2 separate regions of the Homo sapiens genome follow, and region 1 is linked to region 2. The links are chromatin loops, found by intact Hi-C in ENCODE. Cell type or tissue: dorsolateral prefrontal cortex. All regions are shown on one strand. Links, peaks and the distances in the headings refer to the core of each region. The heading gives the core; the rest is flanking DNA. Region 1 has its middle 17 kb from the start of ZFP90. Region 2 overlaps SMPD3 (sphingomyelin phosphodiesterase 3).

Region 1 (11,707 bases), core at 1,254-9,253, 150 kb after region 2:
ATCATAGAAAATATCGATGAATGTAGACCGGAGATAGGATCTTGTTCTAGAAAGATGCATACGTTTTGAATTGACACAAGAATAAAGTACATTTTAGGCCAGGCAAAGTGGCTCACACCTGTAATCCCTACGCTTTGAGAGGCAGAGGTGAGAGGATCACATGAGACCAGTTGTTCAAGACCAGCCTGGGCAACACAGTGAGATCCCATCTCTACAAAAAACCTTTTAAAAAATTAGCCAGGTGTGGTGTTGCACACTCATAGTCCCATCTACTCAAGAGGCCAAGGCAGGAGGATCATTTGAGCCCAGGAGTTTGTGGCTACAGTGAGCTATGATTGCACCACTGCACTCCAGCCTGGGTGACACAGGGACACCCCTATCTCTTAAAAAAAAGAAAGAAAGAAAACGAATTAGCTGGGCATAGTGGCACCCGCCTGTAGTCCCAGCTTCTCAGGAGGCTGAGGTGGGAAGATCTCTTGAGCCTAGGAGGTTGAGGTTGCAGTGAGCTGTGATTGTGCCACTTCACTCAGCCTGGGCAACAGAGTGAGGCCCTGTCTCAAAAAATAAATTAATTAAATAAAGCACATTTATTTAAAGAAAGAAATTAAATGACATATAAATAATATATGTATAGTCCTACAAACGTGACTCATAAAATATAACTATAAAACAATTTCTATTTGTCTCCCTTTGTCCTTTACACTGACCCTATGGAGTTTCTTTTCCCTTTGTCCCTCATTGAAATTTAGGCTAAGTCCCCTGACAACCCCTTCTTTGCCCCTTGGCCCAGGAGTAACCTTCAGTTTCTTTCTGCCAATGTCTTTTTGTTCTTCCCAGGAGGCTTTTTTTTTTTTTTTTTGAGACAGAGTCTTGCTCTGTTGCCCAGGCTGGAGTGTAGTGGCGCGATCTTGGCTCACTGCAGCCTCTGCCTCTGGGTTCAAGCAATTCTCCTGCCTCGGCCTCCTAGGTAGCTGGGGTTACAGGCGCCGGCCACAATGCCTGGCTAATTTTTGTATTTTTAGTAGAGATGGGGTTTCACCATGTTGGCCAGGCTGGTCTCGAACACCTGACCTCATGTGATCTGCCTGCCTCAGCCTCCCAAAGTGCTGGGATTACAGGCGTGAGCCACGGCGCCCAGCAAAATGTGCCTTTCTGATCTCCACCAACTACCTCCAGGGAGAATAATGTTCCCCTGGTTACATTGTGAGAATGGGTAGGCCAGAGAGGAGAAGGGTACCCCAGCCAGCTCTGGGAATGTGGTGGGTCTGGCAGTGTCCCAAGCAGGCACTGAACAATTCCCACATTGGCTACTCTGCTAGATATTTTGTCCCTTTAAGGATTTACTCATTGATCCCACTGAGAGAAGAATTATGAGGCCACTTGCTCAGTGTGACCAAAGGGGCCACAGAAGTGCCAGGTCAGGAGGCGGAATGAAAACCATACCCCAGAAAACAGAAGAGGAGGAGGCTGGGGAGGAAGGCGGTGGGTGGGTTGGGGGCAGGGAGGACCCTGAAGTCAGTTGCCTTGGGGAGAAACCCAGGGTCTGAAGGTAACCCAGACACTCTGTCCCCAGGGGGAGGGGTCTGGATCCCATTCTCCGAGTGGCCTGGGAGGAGACAGACGGTCTGGGAAGGCGAGGCAGTGCCCTAAGAACAGCCACACCAGCAAGCTTATCTCAGATGATTAAATGGCAGCAGATAAATTTAACTAAACGTGAGTAATGGGGACACAAAGGGGAAGTGAAGAGAAATAGAATATTTTAGCAACATAAGGAAATGAGAAGAAAATGACTTTGCAATGAAATGTCAAACTTCTGTGCCTGGAGGAGATGTAATCTGGTCATTGCAGGCCCAGGAGAGCGGGGGAGTCTGTAGTTATTTCAAGCAAATTTTAATTCACTTTAATTTAATAACATATGACCAAATACCTTTGAGAGAGTGGCAGGGGACAGAACTGGAAATCAGAGAGTGCCAGCCCTGTGAACTGAGGTGTTTCTTATTTGTTTTTTGCAAGAAGCTGTACTTATATTAATTCATTCATTAACCCATTCATTCAGGGCATGAATATTAAAGGCTGAGGATTAATAAAATATACAACTCAGCTTCCCCCCGGCTCACAGGAAATCCTGGCCAGCTAGGAAGACCGACAGATGAACAGAAAGTTGCAATGTAGGGGCCAGGTGCGGTGTCTTATATCTGTAATCCCAACACTTTGGGAGGCCAGTGTGACAGGATGACATGAGGCCAGTTAAAGACCAGCCTGGGCAACAAGCAAGATCCCATCTCTATAAAAAATACAAAAATTAACCGGGCATAGTGGGACACGCCTGTTGTCCTAGCTACGTGGGAGGCTGAGGCAGGAGGATTGGTTGAGCCCAGGAATTCAAGGCTGCAGTGAGTTATGATTTCACCACTGCACCACAGCCTGAGTGACAGAGTGAGGCCCTGTCTCAAAAAAAAAAAAAAAAAAGTTGCAATGTAGGGCCACATCCTGGGCCTAATACCTGGTGTTCAGTAGAAGTTTGTGGAATAAATACAGGATTGAAAGGGTGGTTTTGGGAAGGTGCCAGAAAGAGTGAACATCTAGCTGGGTCTTTTTCTTTTTGAGACGGAGCCTCGCTGTGTCGCCCAGGCTGGAGTGCTATGGCGCAATCTTGCTCACTGCAACCTTGGCTCCTGGGTTCAAGCAATTCTCCTGCCTCTGCCTCCCGAGTAGCTGGGATTATGAGCACCCGCCACCACACCTGGCTAATTTTTGTATTTTTGGTAGAGACGGGGTTTCACCATGTTGGCCAGGTTGGTCTCAAACTCCTGACCTCAAGTGATCCACCCGCCTCAGCCTCCCAAAGTGCTGGGATTACAGGCATAAGCCACTGTGCTCAGCCTTCTAGCTGGGTCTTGAAGGATGAATAAACTCACCAGGAAGGCAAGCAAGTCCAGGGCACATCCAGGGACTGCCTGTGACGAGGAGAAAAGGATCACGTGTAACAAGGAGATGCTGGTTACATTTGCTGGGCTGGGGAAGGTTGCCCAGGGAATGGGGACAGGGTGAGAAGAGGAAAAGGGCAAGGAGGGGCCCTGATGAGGAGTGACACTCAGGAAGGTAGACTCTGAAGAGAAGTCCTCCCCCACCCCTCAAGCCATCACTGAGATCTCTACCCCAGGCCAGCGCCTACTCATCCTTCAAGGCTCAAGCATCACTTCCTCCAGGAAGCCTTTCTGCCCAGCTCAGGCTGTGGTCCTCCCCCTTCCATGTGGTGCTCCCAGCACACTGCGCCACCAACCTTGTGACTGCCCACCTCCAGTCCTGTATTGGGTTGGCTTGTCTGTATGCTTGCCTGTCTCCCAACAGAGGCTGTATGCCCAGTTCTGGTGATGCTGCCCCACCCCATGCACTAGTGGCTCCCTGGATTCCGGCCGGGCTGTGCTGCCTATGGGATTCCATCACACAGATGCACGAGGCCTGTAAGGAAAAGTGGATCCCAAAGCCAGAGTCTGAGTCAAGGGTTGCTGGGGGTGGGGTGTGGACAGGGGGTTGGCCGAGGGAAGGGTATTTTACTCCACATCACATAAGATTTTTACACTCATTGCCAGGCACAGTGGCTCACGCCTGTAATCCCAGCACTTTGGGAGGCCGAGGCAGGTGGATCACTTGAGGTCAGGAGTTCAAGATCAGCCTGGCCAATATGGTGAAACTCCAGCTCTACTAAAAATACAAAAATTAGCCAGGCCTGGTGGTGCACCCCTGTAGCCCAGCTACTCTGGAGGCTGAGGCAGGAGAATCACTTGAACCCGGGAGGCGGAAGTTGCAGTGAGCCAAGATAGTGCCACTGCACTCCAGCCTGGGCGACAGAGCGAGACTCTGTCTCAGAAAAAAATAATAATAAATTGCACTCTCTCTTCTTTGTTTTTTTTTGTTTTGAGACAGAGTCTTTCTGTCGCCCAGGTTGGAGTGCAGTGGCATGATCTCGGCTCACTGCAGCCTCCGCCTCCCAGGTTCAAGCGATTCTCCTGCCTCAGCCTTCCAAGTAACTGGTATTACAGCGCCCACCACTACGCCTGGCTAATTTTTGCATTTTTAGTAGAGACGGGGTTTCATCATGTTGGCCAGGCTGGATAATCCACCCACCTCAGCCTCCCAAATAACTGGTATTACAGCGCCCACCACTACGCCCGGCTAATTTTTGTATTTTTAGTAGAGACGGGGTTTCACCATGGTGGCCAGGCTGGATAATCCACCCACCTCGGCCTCCCAAAGTGCTGGGATTACAGGCGTGAGCCACCGCGCCCGGCCAGACTTTTACACTCTCGAGAGGGACTTTGGAAGTGCCGTGGGTGACAGCCCTTCTGAAGTCCCCAGGACCCTGGCTGGAAGGGATGGGTAATTAGAGCTGTTGTGCCTGGGTGACAAAGCCAGAGAAGCCTGGTCCCTGGAGGAGAAACCGAAATGTCTGGAGAGGTGGGGCGGGTGGCCAGGCTCAGGGTAGAGAGAAGCAATACAGAGGCCAGGTAAGAGAGCCGCCCCCTCTCTGGACAGGGCTGCAGGTGAAATACGCCGCCCGAGGTAAAGGAAAGAACTGCAGGTTCCATAAGTGTCCGCTAGGGGGCTACCGAGGATACACCAGCTGGGTCGCCTTGGTAACCGCGGAGCTGCGAATGTGTTGTCCCCACGCGGTGGCGGGGAGGTACCAAGATCGCCCCAGGCGCGGCGTATCAGACGCTGGGGTGGGGGCGGGGGTCTGTGGCCATCAGCCCCAGGCAGGCCGTGAGCCCAGGCCAAGGTCCAGGCAGAGATGAAGGACCCAGCTTACTTTCACCTTCGTGTTTTCTCACCTCTGCTCAGGTCACACCTTCACTGGTTGAACTGGACTTAGCAGTTGTGGTAGGAAAAATTAAAATGGTGTTTTGGATCAGCCAAAACAGCTCCTGCATTGTACAGATGAAATAGCAACCCAGAGAGGGAAAGTCACTTGGAGATCACACAACAGCAGACCTGGAAACAGAGCGAAGAGAAAGTGGAACAGAATGGAAGAAAGCAAAGCAAATGAGCAAAGCCCAGTCAAGCAATGTGTTCACTTTATTATCATCATCATCATTATTATTATTATTATTATTTTGAGACAGGGTCTCACTCTGTCGCCCAGGCTAGAGTGCTGTGGTGCAATCATAGCTCACTGCAGCCTCAAACCTCGAACTACTGGGCTCAAGCCGTCCTTTCACCTTAGCCTTCCTCCTGTAGCTGAGACCACAGGCTCATGCTACCATGCCCAGCTAATTTTTGTATTTTTTGTAGAGACAGGCTCTTGCTTTGTTGCCCAGGCTGGTCTCGAACTCCTGACTTCATGTGATCCTCCGGACTCAGCTTCCCAAAGTGCTGGGATTAAAGGTTCGAGCCACTTCACTCAGCATTCTATTTTTTAAATTACCACTTTTGAATTTAAATAGTTTTAAGCATAAGCTTTTACCTGGTGAATTTAAGAAGACATAATGCTACAATGTAACTTAAGAATCCCTCCAGCAGATGACAGGCATCTTTTCCTTCCTATACCACATTCTTCCTCCTCCAACTAGTGTCTTTCTCTGGGCTTTAGTTTCATCTATACAATGAAGGAGCTGTCTTAGCTCTTCTCAAAAACCATTACTCTTTATAATAAAGCAAAGCCTCTGTGGTCCTACACTTTGGGAGGCCGAGGCGGGTGGATCATGAGGTCAGGAGTTTGAGATCAGCCTGGCCAACATGGTGAAACCCCCATCTCTACTAAAAATACAAAAATTAGCTGGGCGTGGTGGTGGGCACCTGTAATCCCAGCTACTCGGGAGGCTGAGGCAGGAAAATCACTTGAAACCAGAAGGCAGAGGTTGCAGTGAGCCGAGATTGCGCCACTGCACTCCAACCTGGGTGAAAGAGTGAAACTTCATCTCAAAATAAATAAATAAATAAATAAATAAATAAATAAATAAAGCCTTTATGTCATAAGCTTAGCTCAGTTAACTCAGCACACAGTTCGTGGGCACATAAGTGGGTAAGTTCCTCTTACAGACAGAACCTGCTTGGCTGTCAAATATCTCTGTAACTGGGCCCCTGGCAGGCCCAGCCTCAGGACAATCTAGACCAGGTTCTTGGATCCATGTATCTGGTTGTAATGTTGGAGGACATCAGCCATGAACAAAAACTATCTCGGCTATAATATTTGCAAGTTAATTAATTTGCAAGTTTATTTAAAAATTCAGATACAAGGCCAAGTGCCATGGCTCATGCCTGTAATCCCAGCGCTTTGGGAGGCCAAGGTGGGTGGATCACTTGAGTTCAGGAGTTTGAGACCAACCTGGCCGACATGGTGAAACCCCACCTCTACTAAAAATACAAAAATTAGCCAGGTGTGGTGGTGGGCACCTGTAATGCCAGCTACTCGGGAGGCTGAGACAGAGGAATCAATTGAACCTGGGAGGCGGAGGTGGCAGTGAGCTCAGATTGCACCACTGCACTCCAGCCTGGCGACAGAGCAAGACTCCGTCTCAAATAAATAAATAAATTCAGATACAAACATAATTCAATAAATATAGCATGAGAACAATCTTGTTTAATTTTTTATTTTTTATTTTTTTTGGAGACAAGTTCTCACTCTGTGGCCCAGGCTGGAGTGCACTGGTGCGATCTCGGCTCACTGCAACCTCTGCCTCCCGGGTCCAAGTGATTCTTGTGCCTCAGCCTCCCAAGTAACTGGGACTACAGGTGCATACCACGAGGCCCGGTTAATTTTTGTAGTTTTAGTAGAGATAGGGTTTCGCCATGTTGGCCAGGCTGGTCTCAAACTCCTGGGCTCAAGCAATCTGCCCGCCTCAGCCTCCCAAAGTGCTGGGATTACAGGCATGAGCCACTGCACCTGGCCCAAATTTGTTTAATTTCTAGTCCCTCACTCTTTCTCTGCCCTCCTTCTCTATCCTGTCCTTGGCTCATTTTGTCCACTTTCTTTCTTTTTTTTTTTTTTAAGATGGAGTCTTGCTCTGTTGCCCAGGCCTGGAGTGCAGTGGCATGATTTCGAACAGCCACCGGGCCAGGCTATTTTTAAAATATTTTTAGTAGAGTTGGGGTTTTGCCATGTTGGCCAGGCTTGTCTCGAACTCCTGGCCTCAAGCGATCTGCCTGCCTCGGCTTCTCAAAGTGCTGGGATTACAGACAAGAGCCACCATGCCCGGCCTTGTCCACTTTTTTGTTTCTAAACACAGTCCTCTGCTTGGCTGCAAAAACCCTCAGATGCCATCTGTGTCTTGAATGGCTGCGTGGGATCAGTCCCCTCCCCACAACCAGCCACATCCCAGGGTCATTGAATATCCTCGTCTCGGGGGCACAGAGGTATCTGGGGAAAGCCTTGCCTGGGTGGACATTCATGACTTCAAGCCCATGAGGAAAGCCTGTGATAAAAGAGACCAGGTGAGGGCAAACATGGGATGCTAGGGTGGCCGGAGTTGGTTCCCGCTGGTGGGTTCGTGGTCTCGCTGACTTTAAGAATGGAGCCTCAGACCTTCGCAGTGAGTGTTACAGCTCTTAAAGATGGCATGGACTCAAAGAGTGAGCAGTAGCAAGGTTTATTGTTAAGAGCAAAATGACAAAGCTTCCATGGTGTTGAAGGGGACCACCGCTGCTGGCTGAAGGGGGTGGCCAGCTTTTATTCCCTTATTTGTCTTCTCCCATGTTCCGTTTTTGTCCTATCAGAGTGCCCTTTTCTCAATCCTCCCTGTGATTGGCTACTTTTAGGATCCTGCTGATTGGTGTGTTTTACAGAGCGCTGATTGGTGCATTTTACAATCCCCTTGCTAGCTACAGAGTGCTGATTGGTGCGTTTTACAATCCTCTTGTAAGACAGAAAAGTTCTCCAAGTCCCCACTCGACCCAGGAAGTCCAGCTGGCTTCACCTCTCGCTCGGGTACTCCTGGGGCCCATCCATCAATTGACGAAGGGACAAGTGACTGGCCTGAGCAGGGCCTCTCTGGGAAAGTCAGGTGGCTGAACTGGAGCCCAGTGTGAGGTCTCCTGACTGCTGACCCTTGTTACCCACAGGGACTACATTGCCTTGAGGTGACACCACTTGGCTCTGGCCTGAGTCACCGCAGTTGAGATGAATCAAGAGTGTGTGGAAGGTTGGGTGCAGTGGCTGATGCCTATAATCCCAGCACTTTGGGAGGCAGAGGCAGGAGGATCACTTGAGCCCAGGAGTTCAAGACCAGCCTGGGCAACATAACGAGACCCCATTTCGATATACATGAAAATATATAAAAAATAAAGGGTTTGTAGAGCCCTTCAGAATGACCCAGGGTGGCAGAACACCAGAGGAACTCAGACAGCTGGGGCTACTAGGTGCTCAGTGAACTTTTGTTGAACTGAAAGTCATTTTCTGGGGCTTATGGAGGTGTCAGTAACCTAAGATCAGACCTATCAGACGTCACCACAGGGTGTCTGTGACAAGGCGCCAGATGCTCACAGCTGTGTGGGTCTGGGGAACTGAGTGCCCGGTTTTTTTTTGTTATCTGCCCTCCCCAACATATATCTGAATAAGAAACTTTAATTAGACTGAACTAATGACAAACTGTGGTAAAGTTTTCCATACAATAGCATAGTCTTCAGCAATAAAAGGGAATCAATTATTAATATGCATGATGACTTGGATGGACTTCAAGGGTGTTATTCTGAGTAAAAAGTAAATACAATCTTAAATGCTCATATACTGCATGATTTCATTTATATAACATTTAAAAGTAATAGAGATTTTAAAAGTATAGAGATGGAGAATAAAGATGTCATGGATTAGAGAAGGAGCTAGAAAGGGTATCACCATAAGAGAGTAGCCCAGGCCGGGCGCAGTGGCTCACGCCTGTAATCCCAGCACTTTGGGAGGCCGAGGTGGCCGGATCACAAGGTCAGGAGATCGAGACCATTTTGGCCAACATGGTAAAACCCCGTCTCTACTAAAATACAAAAAATTAGCCGGTCGTGGTGGCGTGCACCTATAGTCCCAGCTATTTGGGAGGCTGAGGCAGGGGAATCGCTTGAACGCGGGAGGCGGAGGTTGCAGTGAGCTGAGAAAACGCCATTGCACTCCAGCCTGGGCAACAGGGCAAGACCCCATCTCAAAAAAAAAAAAAAAAAGAGAATAGCCCAAAGGGAGTTTCTCTGTCGTAATAGGAGTTTTGTATCTTAAATTTACCATGGTTCTATTAATATATACATATGACAAGGTGCCACAGAATTATAAACAAAGACATAAAAAATATATGCAAAGCAGGTAAAAATCCAAGTAAGGACTTTAGATAAATATATTGTGCCAATATCAATTTCCCGATTTTGAGAATGCACTAGAATTATGTAAGGTGCCAGTATCGAGGGAAACTGGGTGATGGGTACACGGGACCTCTTCGTTCTACTTTTGCACTTCTTGTGAGTCTGTCATTAACTCAAAATCAAAAGTGTAACAAAATCTGTACTAGCTTTATTCTGTTTTGAATATTTTGAGTTCGGGGGTGGCTAGTGTCATGGAATATTATCCGGGACTCTGGTTGCAGCAGTCAAAGAACCCATTTTATTTATTTGTTGACTTTATTTATCTGTATTTGAGACAGAGTCTCCCTCTGTCGCCCAGGCTGGAGTGCAGTGGCACGATCTCGGCTCACTGCAGCCTCTGCCTCTCAAAGCGATTCCCCTGCCTCAGCCTCCTGAGTAGCTGGGATTACAGGCGCACACCACCACGTCTGGCTAATTTTTTGTATTTTTAGTAGAGACGGGGTTTCACCATGTCGACTAGGCTGGTCTCTAACTCCTGACTTCAGGTGATCCACCCGCCTCGGCCTCCCAAAGTGCTGGGATTACAGACGTGAGCCACCACGCCCGGGCAGAGAACCTATTTTAAACTGGCATAGGACAAAACAGGAAGAAATTATTGGTGCATATAATTAAACTGTGAAACTAGCAGGGCTAGAGCTGCACACAGGGCCAGCTAACTCGGGACTGGCACAAAAAGAACTCTCTCTCTCTCTGCCGCCTCCTCTCCCTTCCCTCCTCCCATCCCCCTCTCCCATCTCCTCCTCTCCCATCCCTCATCTCTTCCTCCCCACTCTCTTTCTCAACCTGCACTCTGGACTCCTCTCTGTGTGTTGGCTTCCAATCCTCACAGCCCTGCTGACAATCTAGGGGGAAAGGCTTCCTTCTACAGAGCATCTACATAAAACATCAGAGGGAAGCATCTGATTGGCCTGCTTTGGGTCACATGGAGTCTGTGATTAACCGCGTCACCAGAACTTCATAGAGGAGGAAGAAGAACTGCCCCTAAAGGAAGAGGGTGCTGTTACTGAGAGATGAGAGAAGGGATGCTGGCTGGGGTAGTGAGAGGTGACAGCATGCTGGCAGCCCTCGCAACCCTCGCTGGCTCTCAGCGCCTCCTCGGCCTTGGCACCCACTCTGGCCGCGCTTGAGGAGCCCTTCAGCCCACCGCTGCACTGTGGGAGCCCCTTTCTGGGCTGGCCAAGGCCGGAGCTGGCTCCCTCAGCTTGCGGGGAGGTGTGGAGGGAGAGGCGCAGGCGGGAACCGGGGCTGCGCACAGCGCTTGCGGGCCAGCGCGAGTTCCGGGTGGGTGTGGGCTCCGCGGGCCCTGCACTGGGATCGCCTGGCCAGCCCGCAAGCCCTGGGCAGTGAGGGGCTTAGCACCTGGGCCAGCAGCTGCTGTGCTCGGTTTCTCGCCCAACCTTAGCTGCCTCCCCGCCGAGCAGGCTTGGGACCTGCAGCCCGCCATGCCTGAACCTCCCCCCGCCCCAGGCTCCTGCGCAGCCCGAGCCTCCAAGACGAGCGCCGCTCCTGGCTCCACGGCGCCCAGTCCCATCCACCGTTCAAGGGCTGAGGAGCGTGGGACCACGGCGCGGAACTGGCAGGCAGCTCCAACTGCAGCCCCGGTGCGGGATCCACTGGGTGAAGCCAGCTGGGCTCCTGAGTCTGGTGGGGACTTGCAGAATCTTTATGTCTAGCTAAGGGATTGTAAATACACCAATCAGCACTCTGTATCTAGCTCACAGTTTAGTAAACACACCAATCAGCACCCTGTGTCTAGCTCAGGGTTTGTGAATGCACCAATCGGCACTCTGTGTCTAATTAATCTGGGGGGACTTGGAGAACCTTTATGTCTAGCTAAGGGATTGTAAATACACCAACCAGCACTCTGTATCTAGCTTAAGGTTTGTAAACACACCAATCAGCACCCTGTGTCTAGCTCAGGGTTTGTGAATGCACCAATCAGCACTCTGTATCTAGTTACCCTGGTGGGGACTGGGAGAATCTTTATGTCTAGCCAAGGGATTGTGAATGCACCAATCTGCACTCTGTATCTAGCTCAAGGTTTGTAAATGCACCAATCATTTCTCTGTGTCTAGCTCAGGGTTTGTAAATAAACCAATCAACACTCTGTATCTAGCTAATCTAGTGGGAATCTGGAGAACTTTTGTGTCTAGCTCAGGGATTGTAAATGCACCAATCAGCACCCTGTCAAAACGGACCAATCAGCTCTCTGTAAAACAGACCAATCGGCTCTCTGTAAAATGGACCAATCAGCAGGATGTGGGTGGGGCCAGATAAGAGAATAAAAGCAGGCTGCCCGAGAACCTAGCGGTAATTCTGCCGCATTCTCTTTCTTCCTGTAGGAGCTTTATTCTTTTTGCTGTTTGCAATT
Region 2 (11,671 bases), core at 3,672-11,671:
CACAAGGACGCACGTCCTAGCGCCAGGCTCCCTGGGCTCTGCAGCGTTGTCTGCCCCAGCACAGGGCCAGGCATCTGGCTGGCTGCGTGGCCCCCTCTTGGTCCCTCTTGCAGCTCAATGGGTGACAAGGCACAGCATCAGGGCACCAGCACCAGGAGGGGCTGACAGCAGACAGCAGGTCCTGGTGCTCCCTCCAGCCTCACCAGGCAAAGCCGGCCCTGGGCCAGGCTGGGTGTAGGGCCAGGGCGCCACGAGGAGCGGAGGTCAGCGGGGATTGTCAAAAACAGTCCCTCAAGTTGAGTCTCGAACTTTGAAACAGACAAAACCTTCGCTGCATGACAGGAGCAGCCCTGGAGTCTCTTAAAGGCAGGTGGGCAGAGGCAGTGCTGCCGAAGGGGCCTGGGGGCTGTAGGCATCTTGGGGCTGGAGGCAGATCGGGGACCACAAGCTGTTGGCCAGCTCTGCCATGCTGAACTTGGGTGCCAGTACCACACCCTGCCCTGGGCATGCAGCAACTGTCAGCCTTGCTGCCCCAGCTTGCGCACTGGTGAGGGCCAGGCTGCTCTCTGCACCTTGGCTTCCTGCCTCCTAGGCCGGGGTCCCCTTGTGGCCTTGGTGTTGGCTGGGGTAGCTGTTGAGGATGGGCCTGGGAGGCCAGAGCCGCAGCCCCACCCGGGGGGCAGGCAGGGGTTCCTGAGCTCAGCCGGCACGCAGGTGGGGCACGTCCCCAGGGAGGGATTGGTCCCGAACCAGAGAGGTGTCCCGTGGGGGAGAGGATTGGCAGAAAGAAGAGGATGTGTTGGTTTTGATAGAAGAGAAGCTACAAATAGATTATTTTCAAAATCAGGATCCCCCCCACCCCCGTTTATGCTGTGAGTCCCTTCTTCCTGTAAAAAAAAAAGTGGATACTCTCTTCTCGGATCCCCGTTTATGGCTCCACTGCCCAGATGGGAGGCTCCCGGAGGAGGCCCAGGGTGCCAGAGCCTGCCAGACTCTGTTGTGCCTGAGCTGGGGAAGGGACCCTGTCTCGGGAAGAGCAAAGTTCTATGAGTGACTTACAGACCCTGTGAAGTGAGGGTTGGTTTTGTGATTAACCTTTTTCTGTTTTTCTTTTTAAAATGTAATTGCCCTTGAATGCGAGACCCTGGGAAGAGCCCTGGGCTGGCTGGTAGAGATGCAGCCCTCGGACCCTGCAGGAGCCGGCCCACACTGGAGGCGGGAGAGCTGGTGGCCGTGCCCAGGAAGTGCTTCTTTGGCTGGTTCTGATTGTGTTTGGAGTTTGGCCTTGGGTGAGGCCCGAGCAAGGGGTCTGTGGCTACAGCGTGGCACGTGGCATGCGGGCAGCGTGCATGCGAGGGTGCAGGCATGCGAGACGACATTGGCAGCAGACAAAAATAAAGAACCCTGGACGAAGCTTAAGAGGAGATACAGAGAGTACACGAACCCGGTCCTCATACTAACCCACGGGTTACAAACTCGGTTGTGCTGTAGATTTGTAGAAAATCGTGTTGTGAAAGAATGGCACTGGTTAGGCAGCTGGAGGCTCCTGGGGCGGGCCTGACTCCTCTGTCCACAGTGAGGCCCAGAGGCGCAGAGCAGCGCAGCTTCCAGGTTCCCGGGCACTGACTGTGGCTCCCTCCCTGTCCCTGCCCTCCTCCCCCAAGCACCGGGCACTCGATGGAGGGGACATGGCCCAGGGATGGGCTGCAGCTGCAAGGGCTGGCAGAGGCCCCGCTGCTCCGGACGGTCTATGCCTCCTCCTCCCCCGAAGACACCATCAGTCGCATGGCTACTGGCAGGTGGTCCGTCAGGCCGGACAGCTGGGTGATAAAACTGAATTCTTCCACCTCCTGGGGTGAGTGGGAGAGGGGAGAAACAGCCTGGTCAGATTCCAAGGGCATCTTGCAGGGAGCGGCCTGGGGATCCCCAAAGTGAGGCCCCGGGGCTGGGGTGGGCTGGGACCTTCCTGCAGTCAGAGGGATGGGGCCTGGAGGACCTGGGGCCCTAAGGGTCTGAGGGAGTGATGGGTATCATTGTAAGAGTGGCCTGGGGCGTGGGGTTTCAGGGAGCGGCTGTCGAGAGCTGCAGGGCCCGGGCCCTGCTCTCTCTTTGCATGGCCCTGGCTGCTGGGCCCTCCTGACTCACGGCCTTCCAGTCTGGGCACAGCCCCTCCTCTGCATGCAGCATGTAGTCGATGCGCCGGCCGTTGCCCTTCAGCAGCTCCTTCCGCCCCTTCTGGCCCGAGCTCTTGCTGGTGGGAAACGCCAGGTACTCCCTGCGGCCCTCCTCACTCTCCAGGACCCTGTCCACACATGCAGGAGGCAGGTGGGCCCCCATGCCCGCCCCTGTGGGCCTGGCAGGGGCTGTGTGTGGAGCCATGGTCTCCTCCCAGTGTGGGAGCGGGTGGGTGGGACCAAAGCGCTGGGTTTAAGATCTCTCCCCTGCGGGTCCAAAAAGGGCCTCAGCTGGGGGTAGGCCGAGTTGCCTGTGGGTTCCTGGCTGAATCTGGGCTCCGGAGCCCGTCGAAGTGTTCTGTCCGCCCCAGCCTGGCCAGCACTCACTTTCCCTTTCTGAACTCGGACAGAACTGATCCCACCCGTTCCCCAGAATGGGCTTCTGCCCTGAGCCAACAGGGGCCTGTTTTGAGGAGCTTGGTCTTTGCCATGAGTCTCGGGGACCCTTGTGACTGTTCCCAGGTTGACAGGAGCTGAGGGAGCCAGGAGAGCACCTCTGAGGAGTCTCAAATGGGGCTGTCCCTACGTGGCTGTGTGACTCTGCTTATGTTACCAAGCCTCCAAGCCTCTGTTTCCTCCTCTGAAACAAGAATGGTTGCTGTGGGCCCCAAGACGCTTCAGGGAACAGGCTGTCATCCCGCTTCTGAGTGAGGAAACCCATGATGGTGCTAGGGGATCCACAGGGAGGGCAGGGCGCTGGAGCAGGGGGATGTGACATCTGGAATCCCTTTCTGGCACTGTTGCCCTGAGACAAGCAGTATGCCCGTCTGCTTCCTGCCAGCCTGTCCCCTGGGGCCTCAGCACCACTGGGCCAGAGGCTTAGGACCCCCTCCTGGGAGCCCCCATTGCAGAGGGCAGGCTGGGGCCAGGGCCTGGGATGGCAAGTGCAGTGGTGAGAGACCCTGCAAAGGCCGCCAGGTCTGTGAGTGCCTGGACGGATGCAAAAGGGGCACCCGGCGAGGCAGGGCCTGCAAACATGGGCTTCCACAAGGTTTTCATCAGCCTTAAGATAAATACACTAATGACATTCAGGACATTGTTACAGCTCAGAAATGGAATCCATCACTGTCCTTTGCCCTTGATAATTAATTCCAGCATCAATGATCTGAGAGCTACTGGTAGTCATTTTTAAATCATCATCTCATAAAAAGAATTTTCTCAGCATAGGATGATGTTTCAAATTTAGTCTATAATCTAATTAATTGGCTCAAATTAGCTGCAAGGAACCATCGCTGTGACTGCAGTCTCGGGCTGTGAATTATAAATTGGTTCTGCTGTTGGCCTCTCAGATGTGTTCTTTATGGACATCTTACTGGGCTCAAGAATGAATTTTGGCTGGGATGGAACTGTCTCTACTTTGAAAATGGTCGGCTGTGTTATTGCAGCTGGTGTCTGTATTTGCCTGATTGGTGCTGCAAGCTGCCAGGCTGCCTTCAGCAGGCGCCGTACCCAGCAGCTCTTTCATGGGGGTCGACCTGTGGCCTGGCCCGGGGGAAATTCCAGGCCCTTTCCTGTACCCAGCAGGCAGGGGCTCGGGGCAGGGCTAGCTCCTGAAAACAGGTTTGGGAAATACCCCTAGAGATTTAGCAAGGCCAGTACCCCTGGGCGTGAGGGCGTGAGGTCTACCTGCCTGGCCCAGCTCCCAGCTCTCAAAAGCTCTCAAAGGTGAGATGAGGGACAGGTTTCTGCCAAATAAAAGCCCTCATGAGCCCGAGCTGAGCTCTCCCATGTGGGTCCTGCCCAGTCCCTGTCTCCACCTTAGTCAGGGTGTGCCTCGTCCCTGGCCTGGGAGCGCAGTGCTTACTTCTGCAGGTTGTCGGGGGTGCACACATCCTCATCGTACAGGCCGTTCGTGTCCAGCAGAGTACCTGGGGGGGACGAGGGGGTGACAGTGGTCGCTGCAGGCAGGGCCCAGGCAGCCTCTAGGGGGTGGCCTCTGTGGGTGGACACGGGCTTCTGCTAGCCAGGGGCAGCTGAATGGGGCCCTTCCCCAGCAGTGGGGTCTTGTGGGGTAGGTCCTGGTGATCTTTGAGGGAAGTCTGTGGGGAGCCCAGCTCCCATCCTCCTCCCCCAGCCCCAGCTCACCGATGGCCCACGGCTTCTCCTCACCAGGCCCCAGGCGGCAGGGGTCCCTGTAGTGGGTGAACAGGGAGTGTTGCTGCTCCAGCTTGTCGTCTGTGCGGGGAGGGAGGAAACGCTGAGGCACCAGGGGGCTTTGCTGTCCCACACGGCCTGTGCCCCTGCTTCCCATCAGTTACTCCCCATGTGCTGCCAGGCCCCCATCCCTTAGGCCACTGCCCCTGGGTGGGATCTCAGTCCCATTCAGGTGCCCCGTGCTTCATTTGTCGCTGCTTTTCTGTGTCCTTGAGAACACCTCCCCCAGCACACGCCCTGATCTTCAGCATTCCCTCTGAGGACAGTGACAGTGACCACGGTCCTCGGACAGAGGAAGGAAGGTCCCCACAAGGTCCATGTGGTCATCGGATCCACAGATCAGTTATTTACAGCAAGTGTTTGCTGTTTCACTGATGACGAGCTTGTAGTCTTTCACCCTAATGGTTTAAGGTGCAATTCCCAGGGTTCAGATCCCAGTGCAATCACTGCCTGGCTATGTGACCTTGGGCTGGTTCTCCAGCCTCTCTGAGTCTCAGCTTCCTCCACCACACCACGTGGAGACATGCAATGCTTCCCTCTCAGGGTTGTTAAGACACTTAAGTGAAACAGCGATAGAATGGCAGCTGGCTCGAAGCAAGAGCGCGGCGCCCCGTTGATGGGTGTTACTAGTGGACTCGTCCTTTGTCTGCTTCAGAGGCCCCCAGCCTTCCTTGTCAGAGGTTCGTTTTTAGGGCATCTCTGTCTCCAGCTTTCTAGGCAGAGCGTGGGCTCTTCCTGTTCTAGGATTTCTAGGGGGCAGAGAAATCAGTCTTGCTAAATACCCCGCCCACATGCTCTCGAGGAGCAGGAATTCTTTGAGCTGCCTAACGAAGTCTGTCTAGCTGTGACTGAGCCCACAGCCTCCCCAGAGCTGGAGACCTGAGTGGGGAGGAGCCCGGCCTCACCAGAGGAGCAGTTATCAAAGTTGAAATCTCCACAGACGACGTCAAATGCCACCAGCTCCTCGGGGTTGGCTGCGCTGGACGAGGAGGTAGATTTTCGGAAATCAGCCAGCCAGTCCTGAAGCAGGTCCAGCTGCCCACACCGGATGGCGCTGTCCTCTGCAGGGCAGAAGTACAGAGACTGGATGATGAAGTTCGCCCCAGACCCCAGCTAGGCCCCAGGCACTGATCCCATGCCTAGAAAAAACACAGGTGGGCGGCAACCCTACCTTGCGGGGCATGCAGGTGTGTGCAGGCGATGTACCCGACGATTCTTTGGTCCTGAGGTGTGCTTCCCACCTGCACCTGGGGGAGGAGGGGGTCAGTGCTGCCACCTGCCAGTCACTGTGGCCCTGAGAGCACAGGACACTGGCAGTGCCCACCCACCCATGAGGTCAGACCCTCACAAGCCTGGCTCCTGGCTGGATTCTGGGGTCCGAGTAGGGACAGGATGTGTCCTGCTTCTAGGGACTTACGGATCTGGGCCAGAGGCGGGTGCTGAAAGAAACTATTGGCCTGTGGCGTGGGGAGTGCTGGCGGCCATCTGTGCAAAGCATGGGGGAAGTGCCGAACCGCAGCAAGGCTCCCCGGAGGCCCAGGCCCTGCCATCTCCCAGTGACCAGCGTGGCCACGGCTCTCAGTTCCTTGTCCAGTCCTGTCTGTGGCTCTTTCCTCCCTCCCTCAGTTACACCCTAGACCTGGTCACACCCTGGTGCTTTCTCCCCCTGAAATCTCAGGGGGTTGCCCCTGTGCCATGGCGTGGCCTCAGAGCCCACCCCACACAGCAAGAGGCCCAGACCCTGCCCCTCCTGGCCTCGTCGCCTTCTGGCTGCATGGTGAGTCATCTGCTTTATAGGCCGTGGTCCCGTTGTCACCCGTCTTGGATGAGAGCTCCCTGACCTGTGTCCTAGGCTGGCCCCTGCACACCCCTGGCTCCATCCTGAGCCCACTGTGGCAGCATCCTCTTCAGGTCTCCCCTCTGCCCCGACCTCCTGCTTACCTCCTTTACCCAAGACGGAGCAGGTGACCCTGGCAGGATCCCAAAGGCTGGCTTAATACAAATTAGCATCTCCACTGTACCCTGCAGGCAATTCATAACTGCCCTACCCCAGGTGGGGGCAAGATGGAGCCCTTGTCAGTGCTCAGCCCAGGAGAGGTGAGGGATGGCCACAGAGATGCCCTGCACAGAGAGGCCGCTTACCAGCTCCTCATCCCCTGCCCCTGGGATTCCTTCCCTCCTGTGCCTCTGTACCCTCCCCAAGCCATGCAAATCCATTCCAGACTGAGTTTCCCAAGATGAGGAGACCCCAGACCCAAAAAGCACTCCAGGGAGGTGGCTGGGCAGGACACACTGCCTCTCCCAGTTGTTGGCTGAGGGCAGAGGGCCGCAGGGTGGGTGCCCCACATCTGTGGAGCTCACAGCAGCCCAAACGTCACAGCCCATCTGCTCCAACAGCCTCGGCAGGCTCCGTCCTTCCTTCACTGCTGCAGTCGGTCAGGCTGGTATTATCTCCTCCATCTGGACGTCCTCAGCAGCAGGTGCCCCTGGCTTTCTACAGCTCTTCATCCCCTTCCCAGCCCTAATGCACAGCCTTCCTTCCCCAGCACCTGGGGGTACGAACGTCTGGCTGTTCAGCCCCACAGGTTCACCATTCACTTCTTGCCCACAGACAGACCCAAACCTTAGCCTAACAGCATCCCCGCCCCCCGAATGGCTCTGTGAGATCACGCAGCATTGATGGTTCTGCTGCAAAAACAAAACACTGATGAAGCCGCCATGCTCAAAAGGCCACATGAGGCTGAGCACGGTGGCTCACGCCTGTAATCCCAGTACTTTGGGAGGCCGAGGCAAGTGGATCACCTGAGTTCAGGAGTTCGAGACCAGCCTGGCCAACATGATGAAACCCCATCTCGACTAAGAATACAAAAATTAGCCGGGTGTGCTGGGCACAGTGGCTCACACCTGTAATCCCAGCATTTTGGGAGGTTGAGGCAGGCAGATCACAAGGTCAGGAGTTTGAGACCAGCCTGACCAACATGGTGAAACGCTGTCTCTACTAAAAATACAAAAATTAGCCGGGCGTGGTGGTATGTGCCTGTAATCCCAGCTATTCAGGAGGGTGAGGCAGGAGAATCGCTTGAACCTTGGAGGCGGAGGTCACAGTGAGCCAAGATCATGCCACTGCACTCCAGCCTAGGCAACAGAGTGAGACTCTGTCTCAAAAAAAAAAAAAAAAATTAGCTGGGTGTGCATGCCTGTAACCCCAGCTATTCAGGAGGCTGAGGCAGGAGAATCCCTTGGACCTGGGGGGCGGAGGTTGCAGTGAGCCAAGATCGCCCCATTGCACCACTCTGGCCTGGGCGACAGAATGAGACTGTCTCAAAATAAATAAAAGACCACACGGGGGCGCCGTCTTCAGGCAACAACTGCTCCTCCTCCATGAGGATCATCTCAGGCCCAGTGGGCTCGTGCTGGGGTGGGGTGGCGACGCATGGACATTACTTTTCTGGGTCCTTACAACGGCTCAGGCACATGATAAAGTGATGCTGCTTTTACCGTTGAACACACTGAGGCCAGAAGTTGAGTTGTGGGCCGGGGTCACAGGCTCACATGGTCTAAGAGGCAGCTTCCAGTCGGATCTGTTTGTCGTGCGCTGCTGTGCGCTGCTCTGCGCTGCTTTCTGAGGGGCTGGTGTCTTTGCGGTTTCTCCCCGGCCGCCTGTTTGTTGGTCTTAAGGCGTCAGCCTCTCACTCATCCAACACTTGGTGTCACCTGCCCCGCGCTGTGTCCCGGACAGGGTTGGACACTCGCAGGGAGGCCTCAGACTGGGCCCTGCACGACAAGAACCCACTGGCCGGAGGAGTGACGAGGTCCTGCTCCCTCCCGCCCCGCTTCTCCCTCCTCATCTGCCGTGTGATCTCACCAAGATCCACTTGATTATTTGCTGGGCCTCATTGATTCCTGGCTCGTGGCCTTGGGAGCCGCAGAGCCTTGTGTTTCTCTTGCAAAAACAAGCAATCACACGAAAGGCTGTGCCTTTGAGTCCTGGCGGGCAAAGACTGTCAACGGAAGAGGTGTCCAGAATAAGGCTCTATTGTAGGTGAGGAAAAAGGGATTCCAGTCCCTTCCTTCACAGAGCCACATTTCCCTGAAGGCTCTGAAGTCCCATACGGGAAACCATGAGGGCCTTCCGGGAAGGAGGGGACCGCTGATTTCTGCAGCGAGTCCCTCCAGCGTCCCGGCCCCTCTCCGGCTGGGCCTGTCCCCAAGGCAGCCCCACGTACTTCACTTCTCCGCGCTGGGATCCGCGTGTGCTGGGCACACCACAGCTCTGCTGTCCTGGTGCTCTGTCTGATGGACAGACAAGACCCTGGGCACGAGGGCAGAGGAGCCCATGAAGGGAAGAGAGGATTGTGTGGCTGGCCGCTGAGGGAGCTCCATGAGGTGGTGTGGCCACACCCAGTGTGGGACCAAGACAAGCAGGGGCCAGGGGTACAGGAGCCCCTCATCGGGGTTGTGGCTGGGGCAGAGCTGGAGCTAAGGGTGGCGGGGGCAGGGGGGCGGGAGGTGGTACAAGGTGACGTTCAGACTTCCTGAGGCAGTGGAGGGCATAAGAGGAGTCACACCTGGCCTCAGACGAGGAGGGTGGCTGAAACCACAGCAGGGCTGATGCAGAGGAGGGGGCCTGGGCCAAGGGAGCTGGAGATGTGGGGTGCACCCAGGGCCATCTGGAAAGTGAGCTAGGGGCCTGGAATGGATGGGTCGGGCACAGGACAGAGCAGCCAAGGTGGTCCTTCTGGCTTCAGGATGGCAGAACACAGAAGAGGAGCAGCCCGGGGCAGAGGCTGAGTCTGGTTTGCGAGTGAATGGGGATGTGTCCTGGAGGCAGCCAGATGTAGGGCTGGGGGGAGAGGTCTGGGCCAGGACAAAGCAGAGGGGCCTCAGAAAGGGCAGAAATGGAAGCTGCAGAGTCTCACTCCCAGGCAGGTGTCATGATGGTTGCTGGGAAACCCCACTGCGGGGCAGCCAACCACGGCTCCAGCTCACTGCAGCCGCGTGGGGTACGGAATGTGGCAGGCCTGGGGCTGCTGAGAGAACCTGCAAACCGGGTTTTCTGTGAAATATCTTGATTTTAACATATTGGTCAAGGCTGGGTATGGTGGCTCACGCCTGTAATTCCAGCACTTTGGGAGGCCGAGGTGGGCAGATCACCTGAGGTCGGGAGTTTGAGATCACCCTGACCAACACGGTGAAACTCCGTCTCTACTAAAAATAAAAAATTAGCCAGGCGTGGTGGTGCATGTCTGTAATCCCAGCTACTTGGGAGGCCATGGCAGGAGAATTGCTTGAACCCGGGAGGCAGAGGTTGTGGTGAGCCGAGATCGTGCCACTGCACTCCAGCCTGGACAACAAGAGTGAAACTCCGTCTCAAAAAAAAAAAAAAAAAATTGGTCAATACAAAAAATTTTTGAATGTCATAGATCAGGTTACAGTTTGAGACCCAGGAGGTAGAGGAAGATGAAAAGAACTTTCAGGACAGAACCTGGGAGGAGGGGCTGTCCCAGGCAGACACTGTTGAGCTCAGTGGGAACAGTGAGGGTGCCCCACAGAGGAGGGAGGTGGGGACAGGATGTGTGGATTGATCTGTGCAGAAGTGGGCTGGGGTAGGGGGCGGGGGAGGGCCCGGCCTCTGAGCCACCTGTAGTAGGGTGGGAGTGAGGGGTGGGAGTAAGGGGCACATCCTCCCACCCTGGACCTGGCAACACATCCCCTTCCTCCCCAGAAAGTCACTCTAGCTGTCGAGACAAAAATATATCCAGGGAACAGAACACCAACGGACCATATGCCAAAATGGGAAGGTTGGATCTATCTGTCAGGAGTTGCTTCAATTTCAGCATCCCTTGCTGTGAATGAAGAGCAGAGGACCCAAACTCTGGGCCTGGCAGAGCCACACAAGAGCCATGGACGAACCAGAAGTGGGGGCCAGGGCCCTTGCTGCCTGCCCTGGCTCCCATAGGGCTTGAAGACAAGCTCTGCCACTCATGGCAGGCGCCAGGTTGCGCACCAGTGTTTCCCTGGGCAGGCGGAGTGTGGTTGCTTCTGAAGGCGAACTGGGAAGTGAGGAAACCTGCCCTAGGCAGGCCTCTGAACCGCAGCCCTCCCTGCAAAGCCACCACTTTTTCATGTCTCACCCTAAAGGGACAGAACCCACATCTGAAACAGCTGCTGCCTCTCAGGGCAGAAAGCCCTGTGCTGCATCCACTGGCCAAATGACACTTCAGAAAACCGTGGAAGCACCATGAGCGGCTTTTGGATAGAGAACAAAAGTCGACACTCTGAGCATCTCAGGCGCAGTAGAAGATAATGTGTAATGACCAAATTACCACAGCCTAAAAACTCCTCCAATCGAATCCAAATTAGCAGAAATAATTATGATTCACTTTAATTAGTGACTATGGAAGCGAAACCATGGCTGGTGGGCAGACAGCCTGGCAGGGCAGCTGCACGACAGCCAGGAGGGAGGGGTGTCCAGGCCAGGGAAGCTAGTGGCCTCAGTGAGCCAGGCGGTGTCACGGCCTGGAGACCTGAGGGTCCCGTCTGCTTGCCTGATGCGCTTGGTCTGGGCTGGTCTCTCTGCCTCGTTATGAACCGACAGGGCCCCTACCTCCTGTTCTTCCTCACTTTATCACTGCCACCATCTCCACGGCTACCACCGCCACTCTTGCGCCAGCTCGGAACCCTTCCCAGGCCTTACTGCTCTGTTCCACTCCCACCCTCTCTCCACTTTACAGTTGGGGAAATGGTGGCTCAGAGATCTGAGGAACGGGCCCAGATCACCCAGATGGGTCTGTCTGAGCCCAGAGCCTCGGTGCTCATCCCTGCATTGGTCTTGACCCTGTCCCCGAGCCAGGGCCCTGCTGTTTGGCTCCAGGAAAGACCGCGTCTGCCTCCCACTCCAACCTCCCACTCCAGCCCCCATGACGATGAGGACTCCCCGCTGCAGCCCCCCTGCCTACATGGCTCTAGGACCAGCTGGCACGTGGTCCTCAGGCTGGGCCGAGGTCTCCTACCTTGAGAAACAGAGCTCCCTTAGAGGCCAGGGCATCGTCGTTACACTTGTTGGGGTAACAGTGATAGGCCACGTCCATGATGGGGTAGCGGCTGGCAAAGAGGAGGCCGCTGTTGAGACACTTGAAGCTGCAGCAGCCCTGGCAGCCGTAGACCCCGACGTCGTACAGGATGTACTCGAAGTAGCCGTGCAGCTGCTCTTTCAATTTGGTGGCTGCTCGCTTGTCAAACACCTCCTGCAGGCACAGGAAGTCCAGGTTGGCGGGGAAGAA

Evidence for each region. Peaks named below come from ENCODE experiments on the same cell type or tissue, not always from the same donor. Only the 100,000 strongest peaks of a DNase experiment are listed, where the experiment ranks them.
Region 1: a loop joins it to region 2, with 2.5 times the contacts of the local background. A loop is called at or near these places in 20 of 110 quality-filtered maps.

What each region holds. Positions count from the first base shown.
Region 1 is chr16:68,516,192-68,527,898 of GRCh38, forward strand. No RefSeq gene overlaps it. Among named protein-coding and RNA genes, the nearest start is that of ZFP90, 17 kb to the right of the region's middle. RefSeq lists enhancers at 4,684-4,763, 4,784-4,833, 4,874-4,923. In dorsolateral prefrontal cortex, for the core only: CTCF peaks have their summits at 4,586 (motif pointing right) and 4,787; a DNase peak (open chromatin) is centred at 4,640; H3K4me3 peaks cover 729 bases.
Region 2 is chr16:68,359,458-68,371,128 of GRCh38, forward strand. It overlaps SMPD3 (sphingomyelin phosphodiesterase 3), which reads right to left. Exons shown (of 9, transcript NM_018667.4): 3 at 11,402-11,671; 4 at 5,560-5,635; 5 at 5,294-5,449; 6 at 4,320-4,409; 7 at 4,039-4,102; 8 at 2,146-2,302; 9 at 1-1,850. The coding sequence ends at 1,749. It also overlaps a transcript of PRMT7 not described here. Among named protein-coding and RNA genes, the nearest start is that of PRMT7, 54 kb to the left of the region's middle. RefSeq lists enhancers at 3,111-3,923, 3,924-4,735, 7,532-8,085, 8,086-8,638, 9,065-9,264 and 1 more. In dorsolateral prefrontal cortex, for the core only: a CTCF peak has its summit at 7,762; a DNase peak (open chromatin) is centred at 7,735; H3K27ac peaks cover 4,863 bases.